Linked DNA regions of Mus musculus: all the other regions are linked to region 1. The links are chromatin loops, found by intact Hi-C in ENCODE. Cell type or tissue: heart. All regions are shown on one strand.

What was found. Hi-C counts contacts between places; a loop is a spot of excess contacts. Peaks named below come from ENCODE experiments on the same cell type or tissue, not always from the same donor. Only the 100,000 strongest peaks of a DNase experiment are listed, where the experiment ranks them.
Region 2: it touches region 1 in a loop (3-fold over the local background); 2 of 42 quality-filtered maps call a loop at or near these places.
Region 3: it touches region 1 in a loop (7-fold over the local background); 31 of 42 quality-filtered maps call a loop at or near these places.

What each region holds. Positions count from the first base shown.
Region 1 is chr1:135,718,296-135,720,795 of GRCm38, forward strand. It overlaps a transcript of Csrp1 not described here. Among named protein-coding and RNA genes, the nearest start is that of Csrp1, 9.6 kb to the right of the region's middle. In heart, a CTCF peak has its summit at 1,355 (motif pointing right); DNase peaks (open chromatin) are centred at 1,446 and 1,936; H3K27ac peaks cover 1,110 bases.
Region 2 is chr1:135,828,156-135,830,655 of GRCm38, forward strand. Lad1 (ladinin) reads left to right here. Exons shown (of 10, transcript NM_133664.3): 4 at 560-664; 5 at 1,534-1,577. Among named protein-coding and RNA genes, the nearest start is that of Tnnt2, 6.9 kb to the right of the region's middle. In heart, a CTCF peak has its summit at 989 (motif pointing left); no DNase peak of the experiment used is centred here; H3K27ac peaks cover 1,305 bases.
Region 3 is chr1:135,780,261-135,782,760 of GRCm38, forward strand. No RefSeq gene overlaps it. Among named protein-coding and RNA genes, the nearest start is that of Phlda3, 15 kb to the left of the region's middle. In heart, a CTCF peak has its summit at 1,213 (motif pointing left); a DNase peak (open chromatin) is centred at 1,181; H3K27ac peaks cover 467 bases.

The DNA.
Region 1 (2,500 bases):
ACAACTAGTTACAATCTATGAGACACTCTGAGAAGGAGTATGGAGCAGATTTCAAGAAAGCCTCAGAAACACGGTAGACAGCAATAAAAAGCTGTTACTTTAAAAAATATATGTTATTTTATGTTTAAATCAGCTGTGTGTATATCTGTGTACCAGGCACCCACCTGAAGAGGCTAGAAGGTGTCATTGGATGTCCTGGAACTCCAGATATGGTTATGAGCTGCTGTATGGATGCTGGGATTTGAACTCAGAACCTTTGAAAGAGCAGCCAGTGCTCTTAACCACTGAGCCATCCCTCTAGCCCTGAAGTTATTGTCTTTAAACTATTAAGCTTCGTATGGCTTGGGACCTAGCAACAGATAATCAAAACATGCCATCTCCACATGCCACAAGCCTAACCATACATCCTTCATCCTCCTCCGTCTTTGGAAAGGAAGCCTAGGACTCTGCGTGCTAGGGAAATGTTCTACCATTGACACACACACAGGCCATCAAACTATCCTTTCTAGGCCAGCTCCTAGGCCTGTCTCCCCTCCCCTGCCTTACCCACACTGGGATTCCTGGTGTTCTTCTCCTCTCCACAGGTGAGAAAATAAATACCTCTTCCCAATCATTCTGCCGAGGCGAGTGTCCAACTGCCAGTAAGCACTAAGCAGATAGTAGCTCATTCTTTAAAAATAAGACAAATTATCAATATATTTAAAAGCCTTAATGGGCAGTGGTGGCGCACGCCTTTAATCCTAGCACTTGGGAGGTAGAGGCAGGCAGATTTCTGAGTTCAAGGCCAGCCTGGTCTACAGAGTGAGTTCCAGGACAGCCAGGGCTACACAGAGAAACCCTGTCTCAAAAAAAAACAAAACAAAAACACTAGAAGGCTTATTTGTGCACAGAAAGCAATCTTGCATAAGATTCGTCATTTTGAAGATAAACAGATGCCCAATATTTGAGTGGAAAGGAAAGGCCAGACATGGTGGCACATGCCTTTGATCCCAGGACTCCAGGACAGCCAGGGCTATGTAGAGAGATCTCGGCTCAGAATAAAAAGTGTGGAGGATGAGAAGGAAGACAGATACTATATGACAGAATTGTAAAAAGATTTTGGGAATGGGGAGCCTTTTTTACTTTTTTCTTTTCTTTTCTTTGGGGGGGGGCAGGTCTTTTTGCATAGTTCTGACTGTCCTGAAACTCACTATGTAGACCAGATTGGTTGGCTTCAAACTCTCCAAAATATGCCACCATGCCCAGCCAAGGGGGTAGGCTCAATAAAGATATATAAGATATAAATTTGGGGTTTCTTAGGGTGTGTGGCCAGTTGGACAGGAAAGGGTGAGGCTACGTGTCCTTTTTTAATTCACCAGAAGGTGGCGATCTTACTCCAGGTCCTTGCAAACTCTGGCTTCACTTCCGTTGCCACAGTCCGGAAACCCAAGGGAAACACCTGCACCAGATGAAGCCCCGCCCCAATCTTTCCAACCCCCCAAGCGACCAAGGAGAGTTAAATTCCTGCTTTCCAGAAGCTTCCAGGCTAGCAAACGCCATGCTTCTTGAGTTTGCCTTCCCGGTGAATGGGTTCTGCAAGAGTCATCCGGTTCTTTTTACTCCAGAGCTCAACAAGTACCACCAAGTCAACTCCTATAGAGCAGAAATCTGGGTCTTTTTTTAAAGTCCATTTCAGCACTAAGTACATAAGCCAGGTGACCCTGGAGCAGTGTGGGGAGGGGCACCCTCGACCAAAGAATCAAGATTACAAAGCCAGAAGGAACGAAGGAGAGGGCCGATGACTGGGACTGGCCTACCCAGAAGGGACAAGATGGAGGAGAGAAAAGGCCTCAAGGAAAGGCGTTATCCTGCTGAGCCTGTGACTCACCCTGTGGCCTAGGTCTCCCTGGACAGAGCAGGTCAGTCTCAACACTAAGTAAGTTCACAGACTCCCTGTCCCCGGCTTTGCCCTCCCTCCCAGGCCCTCCTGTCTCCCCTCCCACACCTACTTAGAGAGCCAAGCCTCAGCCTTGCCTATTTTGGACAGAGGCTGTCCAGGGAGTGAGAGGGCCTTGCTGTGCGTGGCTATCAGATCCCTTGGGCCCAGGAAGTGGAGGTCGAAGAGGAGAGGAAGTGGGCACTTAAAAAGCTATCCGGACTGTTTCCCAGTGTCCTTGAGAACCCAACCCGGAGCCATTTCTGTGGACTTCAGCATCACCTCTCCCCTGGAACAGTTTTTGCTCCTTATAGTGTGAACTCCGGCTTTTCCTTCAGACCTGGGTCTTTGGTCGGGCTTCTCTGGGTCAGCATTTTATTTTATTTTTTTCCACCTGGATTCCCCCTTTCTTGTCTCTAACCACCAAGTGTAACTTTCCATTGATTACATGTGGCCTTTTCTGGCCTTTCTGCTCAATATTGCTGTGGTCTTGGTACCACTGGAAAATCTGTGTGCTGGAAGTTTGAAAGGGGCTGGGACTTTTACCAAGTGAAAGCTAGTGGGACTCACTGAGTTATAATTGCC
Region 2 (2,500 bases), 110 kb after region 1:
AGCTGGTCTTGGTGGTTTCTTCACTCTTTATTATTCCTCACTCCTGTCAGAATAGGACACTGAGTCACGGGCAGATTATTAGACCTGCAAGGGGCCATGTGCTGGGAACAGCTGGGTTCTCAAACCAGGTCCTAGACTCCAGCTCCCAAGCCATTTGCTTCTGCTCAGAGTCAGGGTAGCCTAGACTCCTGTTTTCTAAAGAGCCTTCCAGGGAAACCAGCACCCATTAAGTATGGGCGTCTTAGGCTACACAGCAAACTCTTAGGAAGCCTCGGATCCTTCCAAAACTAAAGCTCTGCCTGGTGGCTGGGCTACATGAGACTATATAGCCACTGCATGGCAGAGAGAGAGAGAGAGAGAGAGAAAGAGAGAGAGAGAGAGAGAGAGAGAGAGGTATAGGCAGTCTGATTGACTCTCTTCTTCCATGTGTAGCTTCTGGGATGAGCCAGAACACCCGAGGTCCCCCCTGGAAGTTTGGGTTTGGGGGTTTGGACCTGGGAGCACCCTACAATTGTACTGAGGAAGATGAGCTCTTGTCTGACACCTTTGCTCCACTCAGGTGAAAATTCCCAGCAAGGATGAAGATGCAGACACACCTTCACCCACCCTGCTCACCTACAGCAGTTCCCTCAAACGCTCCAGCCCCAGGACCATCTCCTTCCGGGTAAGAGCCAGGGGACCCTAGTCACCAATCAGCTGCAGAACACGCAAAGGAAACCAGTACCCATAAAGCAAGAGCTGTATGTTAGACAATAGGAAGGGTCTTCTTAGAGACTGGATAGAGAGGAGCTTTGAGTTATGGGTACCCAAACAAGAGAAGTCATTCTAAATAAAGAGAGCAGGTTGAAGATGTAGAAAACTGGTGTGTGTGTGTGTGTGTGTGTGTGTGTGTGTGTGTGTGTCTCTGTGTCTGTGTCTGTGTCTGTGTAAATGAATGTGAGCAGCCCCACCTAGTGGATAAGATTAGGACTGCAGAAAGATGCACTTGCCGGACCAGATTGGCCTGTCACAACCCTCTTGTGTCTTCATCAGTCCCTGTCCTTCCTTGGGAGGTAGGGGCAGGGCAGAGAGCAGCAGGTTTCTCTCCAGTGTTCTCTGCCCCTGCCTTGCTGTGGTGTGATGAAATTGGAGAGTTTCATCTGGTCTGTCTCAATGCTTTTGTTTTCTGCGTCATCTGTTCCTCCATCGATTGAATGTGCCTTGTGCCCTTGATGTGTGCTAGGCTCTGGGAAAGAGCTGGTAGGACTGAGGTTGACCAGTACTCCCAAGGCTCAAGGTCCCTGATGAGGTAGTTAGGAATACAGGTTGTAGTAGGTACCTTGGCAAGGCTGGGGAGGCTGAAACAGGGCTTTGGACCCACCCTGGAGGATGAAGGCAGGTGCTTTCAGATAAGATTTTTAATGAAGGCTTGATACTTTGAGGTGGGGGCTGATTCTCAGAAGTTAGATGCATCCTGAGAGCTAGATTCCTCACTGGAGAGGGGACATCGACTTCCTGAGACCCTCACTTACTAACCTTACCTTCTTATTTCAGATGAGCCCCAGGAAAGACAACTCAGAAACACCCTTAACCCGCAGGTGAGCTGCCTGGAGGCCTTGCTTGCTTTGGTCTGGTCGTGTGTATATATATTTTTTCCACCTGTCATCATTGTGTCAGGCTGGGCCATAGGACGCATGAAGGAAGATGAAGGCTTTGCTTGTGGCTCTAAATCTGTCAGGGTGACAGGATTGACAAGAGGCCCTGGGGTTGGGTGAGATGGCACTGGGAGGGATTTGTCACCACAGCTTTGTGTGCTATGGCAGGGAGTCAAGTACCTGTCCCATGACCCTTCCCATGCTTGGAGGAGACATAGTTTTGATGGGGCTCTGAAGAGGGAGGAGGAAGCTTTTCTCTTGACGTTGGAGTGGGAAAGGGTGAGAGAACGTTCCAGAAGGGAGGCTATGATTAAGACAAAGACAAAAACGACTCAGCTGTGGCAGGCCTAGAGTGGGGCCCAGGAACCTGCATGTTTAGTAAGTACCCTTGCTTTGTCACTCTGAGGCAAGCAGAGGGAGGATGGTATGCTGTGTGAGGGTGTGGGAGTAGGGGAACGCAGACAAACACAAAAAAGTTCTAAAATGTAGTGCAGGCGTTACACGTTCTGTCCACCTCGGCTGTATCCCCTGCCTACTAAACCTTTAGTAAGAGCTCCTGTTCCTAGGGCTGGGGCTGGCTGGGGTGGGGGGTGGAGCAAGAGGAGAACAATGACAAGACACTCATTTGAGATCTTTGAACACATAGACACCCTAGCAGGCAGATGCAGGGACAGCGAGCGGTGTGAACCAAGAGTGGGATCATAGGAGCGGTTATGACCAACCAGCCTGTGAGAGCTGAGGTGTTTTTAGTGGAGGTGACAGGGTGTGAGAGGGGAAGGGAGGAAGGAAGGAAACAGTGGGAAGCACTCCTGATCCTGGGATGCCGGATCAGGCAGGCAGGCTGTTCCTCAGAGGTGAGAAGGTTC
Region 3 (2,500 bases), 62 kb after region 1:
ATAAGCGAGCAGAGGCCATGCATAACACTAGACATGTCGGGTGGAGAACAGATCCTAGTAAATATCTGGGAGGAAGAAGACTCTAAGAGCCATAAGAAGTCTGAGTTGCGGTGATCCAGACACCACACGGTGGAATGGGCATAAGCATGGTGAGCCAGGCCTGGCCCTGGTGGGCTCTGAGCCGCCTGTCCCTCAGGCCACAACAGAAACACAATAGTTCAAGAGAGCCCTCTCAAGATGGGACAGCCGGTGCCAGGCTGCCCAGCAGGACAAGGAATCTTTGTGCAGGCTTCAGCCTTTAGATCCTGCTCCACCCTCCCTGGCCCTGGGGGGTTTGGGGAATGGCAGTGGTTGGAGGTTCAGATCCTGAAGAGGCTGCTGAAGAGGCTCATCCTGTGTGACTTGTGCTGGGACTGGGGTCACCTGGAGGTCTCCAGGGAGCCAGAATGGATCTGGGAACAAGCTCTGGTCACTGGAGCCTGGGGGAGGTGGGCGTGCGTTTGTAGCTTTCCTTGGACAGAAATGTTAACGTTTCTACATAGTTTTCCTTTGATCCCCACAATGACCCCCTGGAGATGAGTACAGGATGATTAACCACACTGACAGGTGGGAAAACAGATCCAAAGAGAGGAAAGTTCCCCCCGGGGCTATCTAGAGAGAAGAAAAGGATGCTCTGGGGCCATAAAGCACTGGGTGTGGGTTTGGGAGTTGAGCAAAGAACAGTTTGCTAAAGCCTTTTATGTTCAAGAGCCCAGAGTCACCTGGGGTGGGAGCCAGGACTTTATCTACTGTGATGGTCACGATGTTTCATTGTGCATTTGATCCCTCTCCTTCCTCACCGTCATCCATCCATCCATCCATCCATCCATCCATCCATCCATCCATCCATCCATCGAGGGCAGTCTCCTGGGAACCTGGGCCAAGTCATCAACATTCTAGGGAAAAAGAGGTGCTGAAAGCCGCAGCAGGGAAGCCCAAGGGCCACGGGGACAGCCCAAATCCACTCAGCTTTTCCTTGAAATTCCACACACCCTGGGCGTTTGGCAGGAGCCTGGAATGTACTTCATCGGAACAATTTGTCTTTCATGGTCCATTTGCATCAATCAGCCCATTGTTCTATGCCTTTGCCTGGACCACTCTGGCTAGCTGTGGCCTTCCTGTGCTTGTGGGTGGACCGGTTAGGAGACACGGAGCGCACGCATATGGGGAGGAGCGACCCCTGGTGGTCCGACCTGTAAACACACAAGTTCCCTGGCTGAGCGTTTCCCAGTGTGATTTTCCCTGACTCCTGGAAACAATGAGAGAGAAATACTTTGGGAGCTTCGAAGGTATAAATAACGCAGGTAAGCCAGGCACCTGATGAAACAGAGGGCGCTGTTATGGGGGGGGGGGCTGTACACATGCCCAAGCCCCGCAATGCATGCCGGGATTGCCTCAAGTGTCTGTGGCTGGCCATCCTCTTTGGGCCTAGAGCTTTATTAATAAAAGGAACGAGTGTGGACAGGAAGACAATTTCTAATACTGCTAAAACCCCAACCATAGAAGATTCTTCCGGGTTTGAATTCTAGATCTACTAGTTATCAGCTAGTTGTCAGCTAGTCACCCCATGAGCTTTCGTATCTCCATCTTGTGAAATGAGGAGAGCAACCTTTAGTGCCTGTTATGTTGGATTTTATGTTTGGGAGTTACTGTTCTTTGCTAATATTTCTTTGTAATTATATAAATCAGTTGTGGGAGTCGGGGTCATCTGTAACAGGCAGAGTGTTGGACAATTCTAATTGTTGGAAGCACACACACATTTCCTACGGAGTACAAGGTGACTCTCCGGCCTCACAGCCTGTGAGACTTTTTTTGTTCACTTTTATATGTATGAGCCTTTTGCCTGAGGATATATATGTATGCCTAGTGTGTACCTGCTTTCTACAGAAGTTAAAAGAAAGTATCCCTCAGAACTGGGTGCTGGGAATTGAACCTGGGTCTTCTTTAAGAGCAACAAGCACTCCTAGTGGCTGAGTCAGCTTTCCAGTCCCAACAAGTGTTCTCTCAAAGTTTATGTAGTGCCATGGGGGGGGTATATTTATGCTTTTTGTTAGTGATCTTACAAATCATTATCAAGTATAGTACTCTGAGGTTCCTAAGTACTAACAGACTGCAATATGCCTCATGGACAAAGTATATAAGATAGATCATTTTCATGGAGGGGTGCACTATTTGCTGTTGCCTATGAATTCGATGTTAATGGGCAGTGTGTATTCAATATGGTGTCTTTAAACAGAAATGCCCTCGGTACATGCTATGAATTCATTTGTTGATATCAGATTGTGTCCAGGGGCTCCTGGGTACCGAACCCTATGTTTCTCCTAAGAGCAAAGGGTCTCTGTTTGCTGACTGAGTGTGCAGGGTACCATAACTACTGCAAATATGAAACAGTTATAGTTATTTCCCAACATGTCAACTGTGCAGTTGCCGCTGCCCCCCCCCCCGTGACTGTCTACCTCCT